3 separate regions of the Homo sapiens genome follow, and all the other regions are linked to region 2. A link is a contact called in ENCODE Hi-C or POLR2A ChIA-PET data. All regions are on one chromosome and are shown on one strand. The core of a region is the stretch at or near the end of the contact, and the rest is flanking DNA. Distances in the headings are between cores, read along the strand shown. Region 1 overlaps PPP3CA (protein phosphatase 3 catalytic subunit alpha). Region 2 has its middle 71 kb from the start of PPP3CA-DT. Region 3 overlaps PPP3CA (protein phosphatase 3 catalytic subunit alpha).

Region 1 (5,040 bases), core at 626-3,125, 140 kb after region 2:
CATTCATAGCCAACTCAATTATATTAACTTTTTATACAAATCAAATTATATTATAATCCATACACATTAAATTTCACTTAGACCAAAGAAGAGCCAAGGCTTCTTTACTGGATCTCACCCCCTCTTACGTATTTAAGAGCATTGCCCCAGGAAGTCCTCTTTTCTGCATCAGCATTTTCTATTCTTTGTTGGATCATACTCATTAGCAGAAGATGCCATAGTTTTTACTGTCTTGAAATAATAAAGCTTCTCCTGAGCCCATGTTCTTATCCAGCTACTGCTGCATTTCTCTTCAGAGCAAAACTCTCCAAAAGAATTATGTACGTTCACTGTCTCAAATTGCTCTTCTCCCATTCTTCCTTGAACCCTCTCCAAAGCTTTTCCTCATTCACTGCTTCAGAGCCTTCTTTTGTCAAAGTCTCCAATAACCTCAGTGTTGTCAGGTTGAATAGCAGGCTCATCTAATTTGACTTAGCATAGCATTTAACACAGCTGATCACACTGTCTCTCCCGGAACACATTCTTCTCTGGAGTACTTGCAAATCACATGCTCTTGGTTCTCCTCCTGCATCATAGGCTGTTCTCTCTCAGTCATTTTTTTTTCCTATTTCTTCTTTGTTTCTCCAGTCTCTAACCATTTAACCATTGGAATGCCCCCTTCTCTTTTCTATATAATGCATTTGTGGAGTGAGCTCAAGCATTCTTCTTTTATGTATGACACTGATGGTTTCCAGTTTTTTTTTTTTTTTTTGAGACTGAGTCTGGCTCTGTCACCCAGGCTGGAGTGCAATGAGGTGATCTCAGCTCACTGCAGCCTCTGCCTCCTGGGTTCAAGTGATTCTCCAGCCTCAGCCTCCCAAGTAGCTGGAACTGCAGGTGCATGCCACCATGCCCGGCTAATTTTTGTATTTTTAGTAGAGATGGGGTTTCACTATGTTGGCTAGGCCGGTCTCGAACTCCTGACCTCAGGTGATCCACCCGCCTCGGCCTCCTACAGTGCTGGGATTACAGGCATGAGCCACCACACCTGGTCCGTTTCCAGTTTTTATCTACAGTTTGAATCTTTCCTCAGTGCCTCTAGTCTCATATATACAAAATACCTGCTTAACACTTTCACTTGCCTGTCTAAATTAACTTGTCCACACTCAGACTCTTGCTTTCCCTTGTTCTTTCTGAGCAGTAATGGTGGCCTTCTTGATATTTATTTAAAAAAGAAAACAGATTCACAGCTCAAGGCCTTTATATTTGCTATTACCTCTGTTTGCCATGCTTTTCTCCCAGATACCCACATGGCTTAGTCTCCCCACCTCCTTACGTCTGCTCAAATATCACTATTCTCAATCTGGCTACTTTTTCTTCTTAATTTTCTCTCTAATGCTTATTTGACATGCCGTATATTTGTCTGTTTATTGCTTTACATTCCAAGAATATATGCTCTAAGAGGGCAGTGACTTTTGTCCATTTTATTCGCTAATGTGTTCCCATTTCTTACTACAGTGCCTGGTCCATAGTAAGTGCTCAATTAATATACATTGAGGGAAAAGACTACATGAACATTACTACCACGATGATGTTATAGTTGATTTCAGTTCCAGGAACTGAAAATGTGAAAGTGCTTCCGTCAATTTCTCCTTTGAAACTTCACTTTAGATAACTTACTTCTTTAGTGAGAAACAGCAGCCCCTTATTCTTAAAGGAAGATTTCCATTGTGTGCCTTTTTCTTCTGCAGCTGTCTCTGAGCAAATTGCTCATTCTAGCTTCTTCTTGGAATGAGTCTCTTCTCTGAACTTCTCTTGGCTCTTCCCTCTTTCAGCTTGGCTTCTGTTCACGGAGCTTAGTTCTACTTCCTGACCTCACAGAGCTTGCCCTTTTTATAGTAAAAAGCCTGTGGTGATGTCATTGGCTCAGCTGGTTTCAATCAGGCTGCTCAGTTGAAGCTGATGAATGACTCTGCAAGTTATCTTTTGGAGGGCTGTACTTATTCTGATACAAAATACGCAGTTATATACAGCATTAACCATTTAGCAATTATCCCATGTGAGTCATGGGAATGCTTTTTCCCACTCTTTACTAACGGAAATTCTAATTGATCATTGGCTGCCCCACAAGCACAGCAGAGTCAGGTATCTGATGTTGGTCAACTGCTTACTGGCTCTTACTCTGCTTCTAACTCTCTAGGACCTCCTGCAGCCTTTCTCCTGCCTGTTACTTTATTCTGCTTTCTAAATGTCATTCCTTAGATCCTTAATTAAGCTACCCCAAACTTGTTTCTCACCTTGAACCTCTGCCTTACTGTTACTCATCCATTTGCTGCTCTTGGATCACACATTTTTTTTTGACCTTGCCATTTGTAAAATGTAATTGAATTGTGTGTGTGTGTGGCTACCCTTTTCTTTTTTAATTCTAGGCACTCATCTTTACTATTAATTCTGTAACAATTGCTATTTTTGACTTTAGAACATTGTCCTAACTTTTTTCAGTGAGAAGGTGATTGGTTTGTGATTTATTTCTGGTAATTTTATGCTTCTAAGTCTGATGCAAGACATTTTAATTACATTTTTTAGTTTGGAAGAGAAAGGCTTTATTGGGAAATTGATCGGTTTTCATAAAACAAATCTGTCATATTTAAAAATGGGCCTGCATAGAATATAGTGTGTATGAAAAGTGGTGGCTACAGAATCCTTGTAGTTAAAGCTCAGAAAGTTTTGATAGCCAGTGGCACAAAGGGGGCCAGATGTCCACGGGGGTGATTGTTTAAAGGGATGGTAGGGAAAATATAAAGTGAATGTGTAGAATGAAGGGGTGCTTATGACCAGGGTGAACTTCTAATTTATTGTGTAAATCAGGATGCTTTGAAGATAAAAGTTGTAACAGACATAAACTGGGACTGCCCACGCAAACCCTACCTATATATAACATTGCCGACACACCTCAGAATTATGGGTAGGCCTGGTTGGCCTTCATGATCAGTTGTTTTTCAGGACACAATGAAGTTAATATTCCACCTCTGTGGTATCCGCAGTCTGCTTTATAGCAGAGCAAGAGTCTCAGGAAACATAGTTTGAGAGCTCCAAGTTCAATATGGAGAGGTCTGTTTCTGAGCAGCAGCTATTTCTAAGCCACTGCAGCTGGGAAGGTGGTAGAGGGAGTGATGAGGAGGGGATCAGGTGTCTTTGGGGCAGTTAATGGACCTAATTCTGAGGGTTAGTGAGAGGCAAAATTTGGGGTAATGGGGTAATAGCAGAGGGCTGACAAATGACAGGTAGACTAAGCAATCTTTAAATAAAATTGAATATATTTTAAAGACATGCTTACCTCATTGTAAGCTTATAATTAAGAAACTGAATATGGCAAAATAATTGCAGTGTTAAATTTATTTCATAACATTGAATTTAAAAGTCGTAGTTAAAATAACTTTTTAATTTTTTTATTTTTTTTTTTTTTTTTACTAATAGCTTTTAAAGTTTCATTTTTTATGTTTGGTGCCAGAATTAAGAAGTGGCCCTTTCTCCGTATAAAGCAAATGGAGTTTTATATGCTAGATTCAATGTTGTGAACTGGGAAAAACATATCTGGTTTTATATAGGCTTTAAGAAAAATCAGGACTGATCCTAGGAAGATTAGGAAGGGGATTTATAGGACTAATATAGTCACTATCTCAGTGTTATGACTTACTGCTTTGGTTTTCATGGAATTTTCTTCTAAAGAACATTGTGAGTCACTGGTGTAGACAGAATCCTGAACACTCTTAGACCACTGACAAGTAGAAAACCCTGTTTGCAGCCAGCAGGGTCTGTGATTTGCCCATAGTAGGTACTTAATAAATATTGTTGACTTGATTTGGCTTAGGTTTGTCACTGGAAAATGTAAAAGCCAATGCACATTTATAGATTGATTTAAATTTTGGGGAGCATTTTTGCTATGCTATGTACATTTAGAGAAATAATGGCTATTTTTGTCTAACAGGAATTGTAGGCATGCGTAAGTTGAATGTGCAAGATGGACCTCTGAGGAGACAAGAACCATTAGAAACTTTTGCATACTATATTATCTGAATATTCATAAGTAAATGCAAATAGAAGAGCAATTTCTGTCAAATTGGGACATTTAAACAAATCAAGTGTTAACTTTGTTACTAAATTTTTAAAATGCGTTTTTTGATATTTACCTAAATGAATTGGAAATGTAGGTCCACGCAAAAACCCGTACACAAATGTCCACAGCAGCTTTATTTTTAATTTCCAAATAGCCGAGATGTCTTTCAATAAGTGAATGGATAGATAAACTGTGGTACATCCATATGATGAGGTATTATTCAGAGATATAAAGAAATGAGGTACCAAGCCACATAGAAATGGAGAAAACTTAGATGTCAATTGGTAAGTGAAAGAAGTGAATTTGAAAAGGCTGTGTATGATTCCATCTATGTGATATTATGGAAAAGGCAAAAATATGGTGACAGTGAAAAGGTTAGTGAATCCCAGGGCAAGTGGGTAGATCTGGGGAGTAAGAGGGATGAATAGGTGGAGCACAGGGGACTTTTAGGACCTGAAAATATCAGGTCCTAATATTTTGAAAATATCAGGTCCTAGCCATAATGCTGGATAGATGTCATTATACATTTGTTGAAATCCGTAGAATGTGTAACACAAAGAATGAACCTCAATGTAAACTGTGGGCTTTAGTTAATAATAACGTATCAACGCTGGCTCAGCAATTAATTTCAACAAATATACAGTACTAATGCAAGATGTTAACATAGGGGAAACTGTGTGGGAGGTAAAGGGGTAAATGGGAACTCTGTACTTACCATTCAGTTTTTTTTTCTCTAAATCTAAAACTGTTCCAAACAACATATTTTATTTTAATATAGTAAACATGCAAAGGCAAACCCTATTTCCTGTACATAGTGGATGTCTGATAAATACATGGTACATGAATGCATGATGGGATGAGTGAAGAAATGAACTGCGTGATAATGTATGTGAAAGTACCATGTAAACAAACTGCCTGACAAATGTGGGGGGAAAAGCTAGTGA
Region 2 (4,481 bases), core at 347-2,846:
CTCTGTAAGATGAATACTGCTCATGGAAGTATTTTGTTTATCTTTTGCAATATTTTTTAAATTTAAACTTAATTGCCAATTTTGAAAAAATCATCAATATTTTAATTAAACTTAGATTTTATAGAATTATTTAATTTTACTTTTCTTGGAAATCCAAGAGATCAGGCATTTCTTGGGCTGTTTTAATACATGGCACCAATTGTTTGGAGTGGAAGAGCTGCTGACTCATTTTTAGACCAGATTTTCCACTTTACCATGGTCCCCAGCATTTCCTAATGCTAGTTTTTACTCACTTCAACATCTGCATTTAGCTGTTACCTACTTAAGTACTACAGACTTTTGAATTTGTAAGCCCTTCCCTTTAATATTTTAGCATTCAACTTAAAAATGAATAGAAGATTGTTGCTTTGTTTTGGGGATAGAAAAAGTAGATTTTAGTGATACAGACAGTCCCTGACTTAACAATAGTTCAAATTAACAGCTTTTCAACTTTAGGATGGTGAAAAAGCTATATGCATTCACTAGAAACCTTACTTCAAATTTTGAATTTTGATCTTTTCCTGGACTAGCAATATATCCTAAGATACTCTCACAATACTGGACAGCAATAGAGAGCCACAGTTCCCTGTCAGTCACAGGATTAGGAGGGTAAACAACTGATACTCTTCAGCGTACTGTGTTGCCAGATGATTTTGCCCAACTGCAGGCTAATATAAGTGTTTAGAGCATGTTTAAGGTAGGCTGAGCTATGAGGTAGGCGAGCTGTGATATTTTTCGGTTAGATGTATTAAATGCACCTTCAACTTAAAGATATTTTCAACATACAATGGGTTTATTGGGAGGTTAATTCCATTGTAAGTCAAGGAGCATCTGTATATTATTCCACTGGCCCATTTCTGACTCAGGTGTTAAAAAGTAGAAATCTAAATTGGCATGTGGAGAAAACACATGTACAAATAATTGTTGCCAATTAAATTAGTTGGTTAAATGAATTAGAAGAGGTTTCTCACTCACTTGCTGAAACAGAGGATTTTGTTCAAAATGTGTATGAGGATCCCACATCCTGAGATCAATTGGAAGTAGTGATGCCTGTGTTAACTAGAAGAGAATTCAAGAGTAAGTGGTTTGTTAATTCTTGAAGAGAAACCAAATGGCAGCCCCCCGCAAGCCTTAGAAACAAAAGTCAAAGGAAGCTACAAAGCAGAACAAACAAAGAAACTTTAGGGAGGTGGTGCCCAAAATCAGAGACGCCTTCATTCCCCTTTGATAATCAGTGTATAATGTGGCCACCAGTGGAGACCTAATACTACCAAATATACTGGCATTTACAATTACTTATTCAAGATAATAGTCCTTTATATACTCTGTCCTTCTCAGCATTAGATTCTCCTAATTACCAGTTGGCCATTTAGAGAGCTGGTCTTTCAAAAAAGGCACAATTGCACGTTGTTTTTTAGCTCAGCACTCTTCCTGACAGAATTATTGAGGAAGCATTATGCAAATCTATTGTTTACCAAAGCCATAAAACCATCTGGTCCTAGAGGTTCATTTTTTGTAGCTGACTTCTGGAAACCAGCGTGGGTTTAACTTCCTCTGTCCTTCCTATTCTAGCTGCCAAGCCACTGTTGACAAAACACAGGTGTTTTAAGTTACTCATTTTTGACTGGGCTTTTTATCGAGACCCTTGTTTTACTTAACTTTGTTCTAGTTTCTGTAAGATCACTTTATCTTCAGGATTTCCATGACTCAGTCAGTTTCTATACTTTCATATAGGCTTCATTTGAAAACCTTCTGAGTATTTCCAAATGTAGTCAAATACAAAGCGCGTTTGTAGGAAGCCATAAAAATGACCTGGGTAATATAACCAGGGGACATGGCCATAACATTCAGATGGCAGCATCTAGGTTTCCAAAATCAGCTCATGCTCCTACTTATACATCCATACATTTTGAATAACAGTTACCAGGAAATCTAAGATTTTGTTGCTGTTGAGTAGGTTGAATAAGTGAATTTAATTTTCAAGATCACTACATAAAATTATGCTCTTTAATTTTCTTTAATATGTGATTTTTGGATACTTCTTTTAACATATCACTGTTCTTTAATATATCACTATTATTCCAAATCACAGCAAATTCTGCCCTTACTTAGGGTGTGGAATTATATTTCCGCCAACAGAATTTCTCCAATATGATCTCCAGAAGGTGAAGTATATCATAGCTATCATAGCATAGAAGCTGAATGATGTCACTTTTAGGCACTAAATACCCTAATGGAGGGCAGCTGTCAGTTTCCAGCAGTTGGGGATGCCCTCTAATCTTCATACAATCTATATAACCATGAGCAGGAAGCAAAGGGAAGTTGTTTCAGTGATGTACACAAGTAAAGAGGTACATGCTACAATATTTTCTATGACATAAAATGTTACCAACACCTAAGGGCTTTTAAGACCATTGTAAACAATGTCAGATTCACTGCATTGTCCAAGTACTAGTAGAATAGATTGAACTTTCTGTGTGTCTGGATAGTTGCAAGTTAGACCAGAGAAGGAATTCTGGTGGCTTTTTGAGATAACAAAGACAGACAATTTTTAATATAGCATTAATACCCGTTATTTGATTATGATCTTTTTCACGAGTCCCCCTGTTTTACCATTTTGGCTAAATGAGCTCAGTTATTTGAAATCCCTAATGCCTAGTATTTTCTTAAATTGTATAACCTGTGTTATATACTAAGCTTATTATGAGTTGCTGACTTAAAAAGGGAGTAGGAGAGCAATACAAAGATGTGAACTTTGGTTAAAGTCAGAATCTTAGGAGTTGCCATTAGCTAAAAAAAGAAATAGTGGGAGGAGGATGTGGCTCTTTGCTCAAAGACTTATAGCGCTTTTCTGGCAGCCACATCCTGCCTGTGGCTAGGTCAACCCAAGTACCACATCTTACTGTTTTCTTGAATGATAAAACATTGTCTACAATTGAAGGGGCCTCTCTTTGCAATAAATCAATCTGATTACGAAAGGTTAATAAACATTTAGGGCTATAGGAAACTTGGGGCTTTGAGCTTTGCAAACATCATATATATGTGAAAATGTATGTAGCCAAGATATTTATTGATAATTTAAAAATATGTCATTATAGAAGACAACTTGGAAAAATACATAAATGTGGAAAGAAGAAATTTAAAGCTACCTCCTCTGATGTATTGAGAATAGCATTTATTTCTGCTAGTACATATGTATGTGCGAATGTATATATATGCACATATAGGAATGGTTTTGATTTTACAAATATGTATGTACTCATGTATTTACAAATGGAAAAATATTATCTGTAATTCACATATGATCATACTAAATATACATAATTGTTTTTCTTTTTATTTGCTTAATATTATAAGCATTTTTCCATGTTAAGTGTTCCTTGAAACACTGACTGCCTGTGTAATATTTTATTACATCAATGATTCTCAAACATTAGCATGTATCAAAATTAAGTGAATACTCTTATTCTACCAAATCGTCTTTGCTCCTCAGTATATTTCTATGTTATAAGTTGTTAGTCAAACTAAAGTCTTATTTCAGTTTACATTTCTTTCATTACTGATGGCAGCAGCCACCCATCTAGAGTGGCTCCCGCTATGACACTGGCTGCTGAGGCACTCCAGGGATCCTGCAGGAGTCAGGAATAGGAAGAAACCCCTCCCCGTTCCAAGTTGGAGGGATGGGATCCCTGCCCTCCCAGGCACACCTGCACCTGCAGGTGGCTACAGACCTGGGCATCTCGGCATTCTCGTGGGCCAGGAAGCCCCCCCTGCTCCCACAGGATCGGATGTGCCTGCTCCTGCTGACTGGCGTCTCCCCTCTCCTGGTGCCTGCTCTAGTTTCACAGCAAAGTTGTGGCCAGACCCAGGCGCTGTCATGTGCCCACTCCAATTTCAGAGAAAAGTTGTGGCCCAGCCCAGATGCTGTCATGAGCCAGCCAGGTATGTGAGTGCTGATACACCAGCTCCCTGCTGCCTCACCTCCCTCTGGACTTAGGGTGCCAAGGAGCACAGGAGGGAGGCCAGGGTGGGGCTAAGGGCAGCTCAGCATGGGCCCTGCAGGCACCCCTTAGCACAAACAGCCTGGACATGGTAGAGGGCATGTTAATGGTGGCAGGAGGCAGATAGGCTTCTGGGCAGATACAAGTGGGTCCCTGGTGAAACCCCACCTTCAGGACAGGGATGGCCTGAGGCCTGGGGTCCAGGCTGCCAGTTCAGCAGACCAGAGCCAGAAATTATGGTGCTTTTTCTGGGCCCACCCATAGCTGCCCATGGACCAATCAGCATGCACTTCCTTCCCTCTGAAGCCCATAAAAGTCCTGGACTCAGCCAGATTCAGGCAGATGAGAGGCTACCTGCCTGTGGAGAGAAGCTATGCACTGTGGGTCTCCTCTCTAATGAGAGCTGAATACTCATTGGGATGACTTGCCTGCAGAGAGGGT
Region 3 (4,399 bases), core at 603-3,102, 240 kb after region 2:
TTATATTTAGTAAACAGAAAAAATAATATTTCTTGGTATATAGTAGTGTACTCTGGATAATGATAGTCATTGTTATAGGAATTGTGTTTTTTTTTTGTGCTTAATTCAACAGTCATTCCTGGTAAGATATATCAAAGATTTGCTGATGTATTCAGTACTTACTTCATATTTGCCCTTCTGATGTAAATCAGAAACAATTAAAATAATTTATAATAGAAAATTCAAAAATTCAATTCATAGAATTTATATAAACCTTTTCTTACTTTGTTTGATGTACTTTCTTAGCACCTGAATTCCACTTTTCATTTGACTCATATGAGTTGTTTGACATTTGTTTTGGTTCCAAGTAAAAGTATAGTTGTTTTGTTTAGGATCTTCTTGACATTACTGAACTACAATAATCCCTTTTTTTCCCAAGCTTAACAGGAAAAGGAGGGTGAAAATAATAGTATTAGTGAAAACTATTGTCTAAAAGTGATGAGAGTACAGGACTACTATGAATCAGGAATCCCGAGAGATTGTGCCAGTTCTGACAATGTCTTCCTGTAATTCATGAAGAGGTTATTCTAGGTGATCTCAAAGCCCTTGTTGGTTTTCATTCTATGAATGCATTTCTTACTCCAACTATATGTTACATGACTTCAAAGGGAATATCTTGATTAGTCTAATCAGGGTTTCCTCCTGCTACCCTTTAAAAACACCTCTGTGTCAAAGTAAGAGATAACCTCAACTTTTGTTATTGTGTGATTTAACTTCCCACCATATGATGAATTCCTGAACATTTTAAAACCACTAGTTTTATTTTTGTGAGTACTTCAATATCCAGAATGATTTCTGTCGTTAACGTAATGAAACTTCCACTCCTACATGTGTTTCTTTTGTCTTTAAAATATAGCAGGCCTGTTTCACAAAAACATTTTCTTATTTAAATATGCATGCTTTTATATTCTTCTCATATGAATAATATGTGAATTGACTACTTTTTAATTTGAATAATGTTGTGGCTATAGAAAAAAGCATGGTGAAAAGGGAATGGATTTAGGAATTTTAAGTAAAATATCCTAGTATATCGTATATCTATTGATATTTTATTGGTCACATTTTATTGGTGTTTGTCACATTTCACTGTGGTTTTTTGGGGGGGCTTCACAGTAGTTGTATTTTAGTCACAGTAATTAAAATTTAATAAACAGTTCTCTGTGATTTTCTCTATCTTGATTGTTCTCAAGGGTTAGTCATTTGCCCCATATGTCTGATAATTGGTCATACAAATCTCTGTTGCTAAATTCTTGACTTTGAAGAATGTTTGATTTTCTTCTGTGCTATTTTCTGCTCTAAATAGTCATATAATTTTACTTTTGGAAGAGAATTAGAGACTACTCCAGCTACTGGCCTTACAGATTAGGAGGCTTGGAGCAGTCAGGCACTGCCACTCACAGCTGGAAAGTGCTGAACTAGGCCCAGAACTCTGGTCTTCTAGATGCTCTTGTGGATTCTCTGCACCAGGTCCCCCGACCCTTCTTTGTTTGTCATCTATTTCCTTCCGAATAACAATGGAGAAGGTGATGACTTTACTTCTGCAGCACGTTATTGTTGCTTTTGCAATTTAATTTCTGTTGGCTGTATTAAAATTTAATGTTTGTATACACTAATACATTTAACAGTTATTCTTCAGCAATAGACATGAGTTTTTCTACTCACAAAAACCCTGTAGATCACATAATAACTGACCTTTTCCTACTGACCTTTAAATAAAGCAATCCCTTAATGTACTGCTCATTTTGTCCTTGACCCAGAGCTCACTTCTGCTTTCTTACATCATGTTTGGCAGCGGGACAGAGGTAATAACCTGAGAGGCGTGATGTTTGTGCCTTCCATGACTACCCCTGTTTAACTGCTGGGAAAGTTTCCCTCATCTTCTCCCGTAATTATTTTTAAATGTCTTCAGACTTGAGGGAGTAAGGTTTTGTGGAGACCATATAATGCTGATGGGAGTGTACTAGAGATATCCATTCTGTATTTCCTGTGGAAAATGGAATAAAATAGAATGTTTTCAGTTTCTTAAACTTAACTCCTCTGTGTGGTAGAATCAAAATCATTGTATTTATGCCTAAAGAGCAAACTACTCCACTCCTATACTGAGGTTTCTTACTGGCAATTCCTCTCCATTTGAAAATAGAAGATGTTTCATACACCAAAGAGCACTACTTTCTACCTGCTTCTTTCTCATCAACAATATAGGACAGACTCAGGCATACACATCTTTTAATATGGTATACAGCTGCAGAATTACAAAGAATTAATATGCATGTATCGTAGATAGCTTTAAGTCCCTTTGGACTCCTTAGATGCTCCTTTTTTCACCAACATTCTAATAGAGTTATAATACAGCATTGCAGCTGGAAGAAACATTAAGGCTAAAACCAAATCAGGTAGTATGTTGAAAGGAATGGTGGACCTGCCACTGACCAGCTGGAATAATCTTGGAGCAAATCACTTCAACTCCCTATGCCTCCATTTGCTCATTGATAAAATGCATCAGCTAACAAGGTACAAGAATTACCTGGTGATCCCTTTTCTCTGATTTCATTCAATTATAGTTGGCTATTACTCTTTCCCAGAAGTCTACCACAGGTCAGCCCCTAAGTTCTAATTCAAGCTGTCAACTTTAGTCTTCCCTTTAATTTCTCAGAAGTAAAACGTTTTTTCTTTTACAGGCCCCTTCCAGTTTCTATAGCTTCAGAAACAAAGATGATGTCATTCCAGCTTCTTCTTCCAAAAATTCTTTGTTTCTTTTCTTTAGTCTTTGTTTTAGGATTTGTTTTCAAGGCATTTACACCTTTTCTTTCTAGCATTATAGATTATCTTAGATCTTTGTTATGTCTCCAAATATTTTTCGGGACTTTAAGTCTTACCTTAGTCCTCTGACTTCCCCCTGAACATGGATTTCACAAAGTACACCCCTTTATAGCCATAGTGCCTGGATTCAACCCAGCTCTGTCACCTCCCAGCTCTGTGACTGTTCAAGTTACGTATACTGTGTTTCAGTGTCTACCTAGAGTTGTGGGGATTAAGTGAGTTAGTACCTGTCAAGCTCTTATAGCTGTCTGGCATATAGTAAGTGGTATTTGTGTGAGTGCCAGGCTTTACAATCTTACCGCAGGCTTTGTTCCCTTTCCCTATCTCACTATTCTTGGCCAACTGAGCATCTCACCTTCCCCAGACTTACACTTCATGTCCTTAGACTTTATATTCTTTTAGATTAAGAAGGATACCTCCATTGTCACCCACAGGCTCCCCTTAAATACTTTACAATATGTATAATTTTGTGTTTAGGTTTGCACACATATTCTTTATATTGTTGTCATCCTAAAAGTTATTCTCATAATACTTAAAGCTTTCATACATTGTTAGGAAGAAATGTTGTACTTAATTCAAGAAGATGTTTTAGAAAATATTTAAGCCAGATTATAAGAATACATAAATACAAAACGATGTATTATTTCTTTTAAAAATAAGTGTACCTAAAGTCATTGCACTTTAGTGAAGAATTCCCTAACCCCAATTAATTTTGTGATATCTTAATGAAAAAATTAACAAATGGTGTGGTTGTTTCACTTCCTTGAAAATACATCGTTTAGGTTCATGTTTCAAAAGAGCCAATTTTAAGCAATACTGAAGGAGACAATCTTATTGATAAAAACATAAATATTTAATAGAGCCATAGTATATTAAAAGATTTTGAAAATATAAAGTTGATTGATTTCAGTAACTTCCAAACTATTTGTTAACAACGTGGTTTTTTTTGTTAGTTTGTTTTTCTGGCGGGGTGGGGGGGGCGTAGTTTTTGTGTTTGTTTGTTTGTTTATTTGTTTTAAGAAAGGGTCTCATTCTGTTGCCCGGGCTGGAGTTCAGTGGTGTAGTCATAGCTCACAGCAGCCTCGAATGCCTGGGCTCAAGTGATCCTAATGCCTCAGCCTCCCAGGTAGCTGGGACTACAGGCACCCACCACCATTCCCAGCTAATTTTTAAATTTTTTTGTTGAGACAAGGTCTTGCTCTGCTGCCTAGACTGGTTTCAAAGTCGTGGCCTCAAGTGATCCTCCTACCTTGGCCTACCAAAATGTGAAGATTACAAGCATGATCCACCATGCTCTTTTTTTTCTTAATGAAATATTTAAATGCAAAATTCCAAATATAAAACAGAGAGGTTATTATTATATTAATTTAGCTAAATCAGGAATTTTTTTGATTGAAAAATTAAAATTATTTGGATGGAAGACATCTTTGCTAAACTGTTATTTAAAACTTATGTATGCTTGCAGAGGGACCTCATCTCTGTGTCCATTTTCATGTCTCTAGCTATATAAATCCTGACATCACTGTCTTTCTAGTGGATA

What was found. Hi-C counts contacts between places; a loop is a spot of excess contacts on that map. ChIA-PET counts read pairs that join two places held with the same protein, here RNA polymerase II (POLR2A). Pooled maps may share reads with other maps.
Region 1: a loop to region 2 is called in a map of GM13976, with 2.7 times the contacts of the local background. The contact joins two enhancer-like sites. A Hi-C loop is called at or near these places in 2 of 168 maps with a recorded cell type or tissue (GM13976 and endothelial cell of umbilical vein), 10 of 37 single-sample maps with no recorded cell type and 11 of 50 pooled maps. POLR2A ChIA-PET finds 5 or more read pairs at or near these places in 2 of 52 experiments (activated CD4-positive, alpha-beta T cell and naive thymus-derived CD4-positive, alpha-beta T cell).
Region 3: a map of heart left ventricle shows a loop between it and region 2 (2.6-fold over the local background). The contact joins two enhancer-like sites. A Hi-C loop is called at or near these places in 1 of 168 maps with a recorded cell type or tissue (heart left ventricle), 20 of 37 single-sample maps with no recorded cell type and 19 of 50 pooled maps. POLR2A ChIA-PET finds 5 or more read pairs at or near these places in 1 of 52 experiments (activated naive CD4-positive, alpha-beta T cell).

The regions. Positions count from the first base shown.
Region 1 is chr4:101,276,531-101,281,570 of GRCh38, reverse strand. All of the region lies in intron 1 of PPP3CA (protein phosphatase 3 catalytic subunit alpha), which reads left to right. Among named protein-coding and RNA genes, the nearest start is that of MIR8066, 38 kb to the right of the region's middle. RefSeq lists an enhancer at 1,745-2,039. Within about 2 kb of position 1,875, at least 6 of the 41 ENCODE cell types and tissues checked have a DNase peak (open chromatin) inside an H3K27ac peak, as active enhancers do.
Region 2 is chr4:101,416,631-101,421,111 of GRCh38, reverse strand. No RefSeq gene overlaps it. Among named protein-coding and RNA genes, the nearest start is that of PPP3CA-DT, 71 kb to the right of the region's middle. Within about 2 kb of position 1,596, at least 3 of the 41 ENCODE cell types and tissues checked have a DNase peak (open chromatin) inside an H3K27ac peak, as active enhancers do.
Region 3 is chr4:101,173,529-101,177,927 of GRCh38, reverse strand. All of the region lies in intron 2 of PPP3CA (protein phosphatase 3 catalytic subunit alpha), which reads left to right. Among named protein-coding and RNA genes, the nearest start is that of MIR8066, 65 kb to the left of the region's middle. Within about 2 kb of position 1,852, at least 4 of the 41 ENCODE cell types and tissues checked have a DNase peak (open chromatin) inside an H3K27ac peak, as active enhancers do.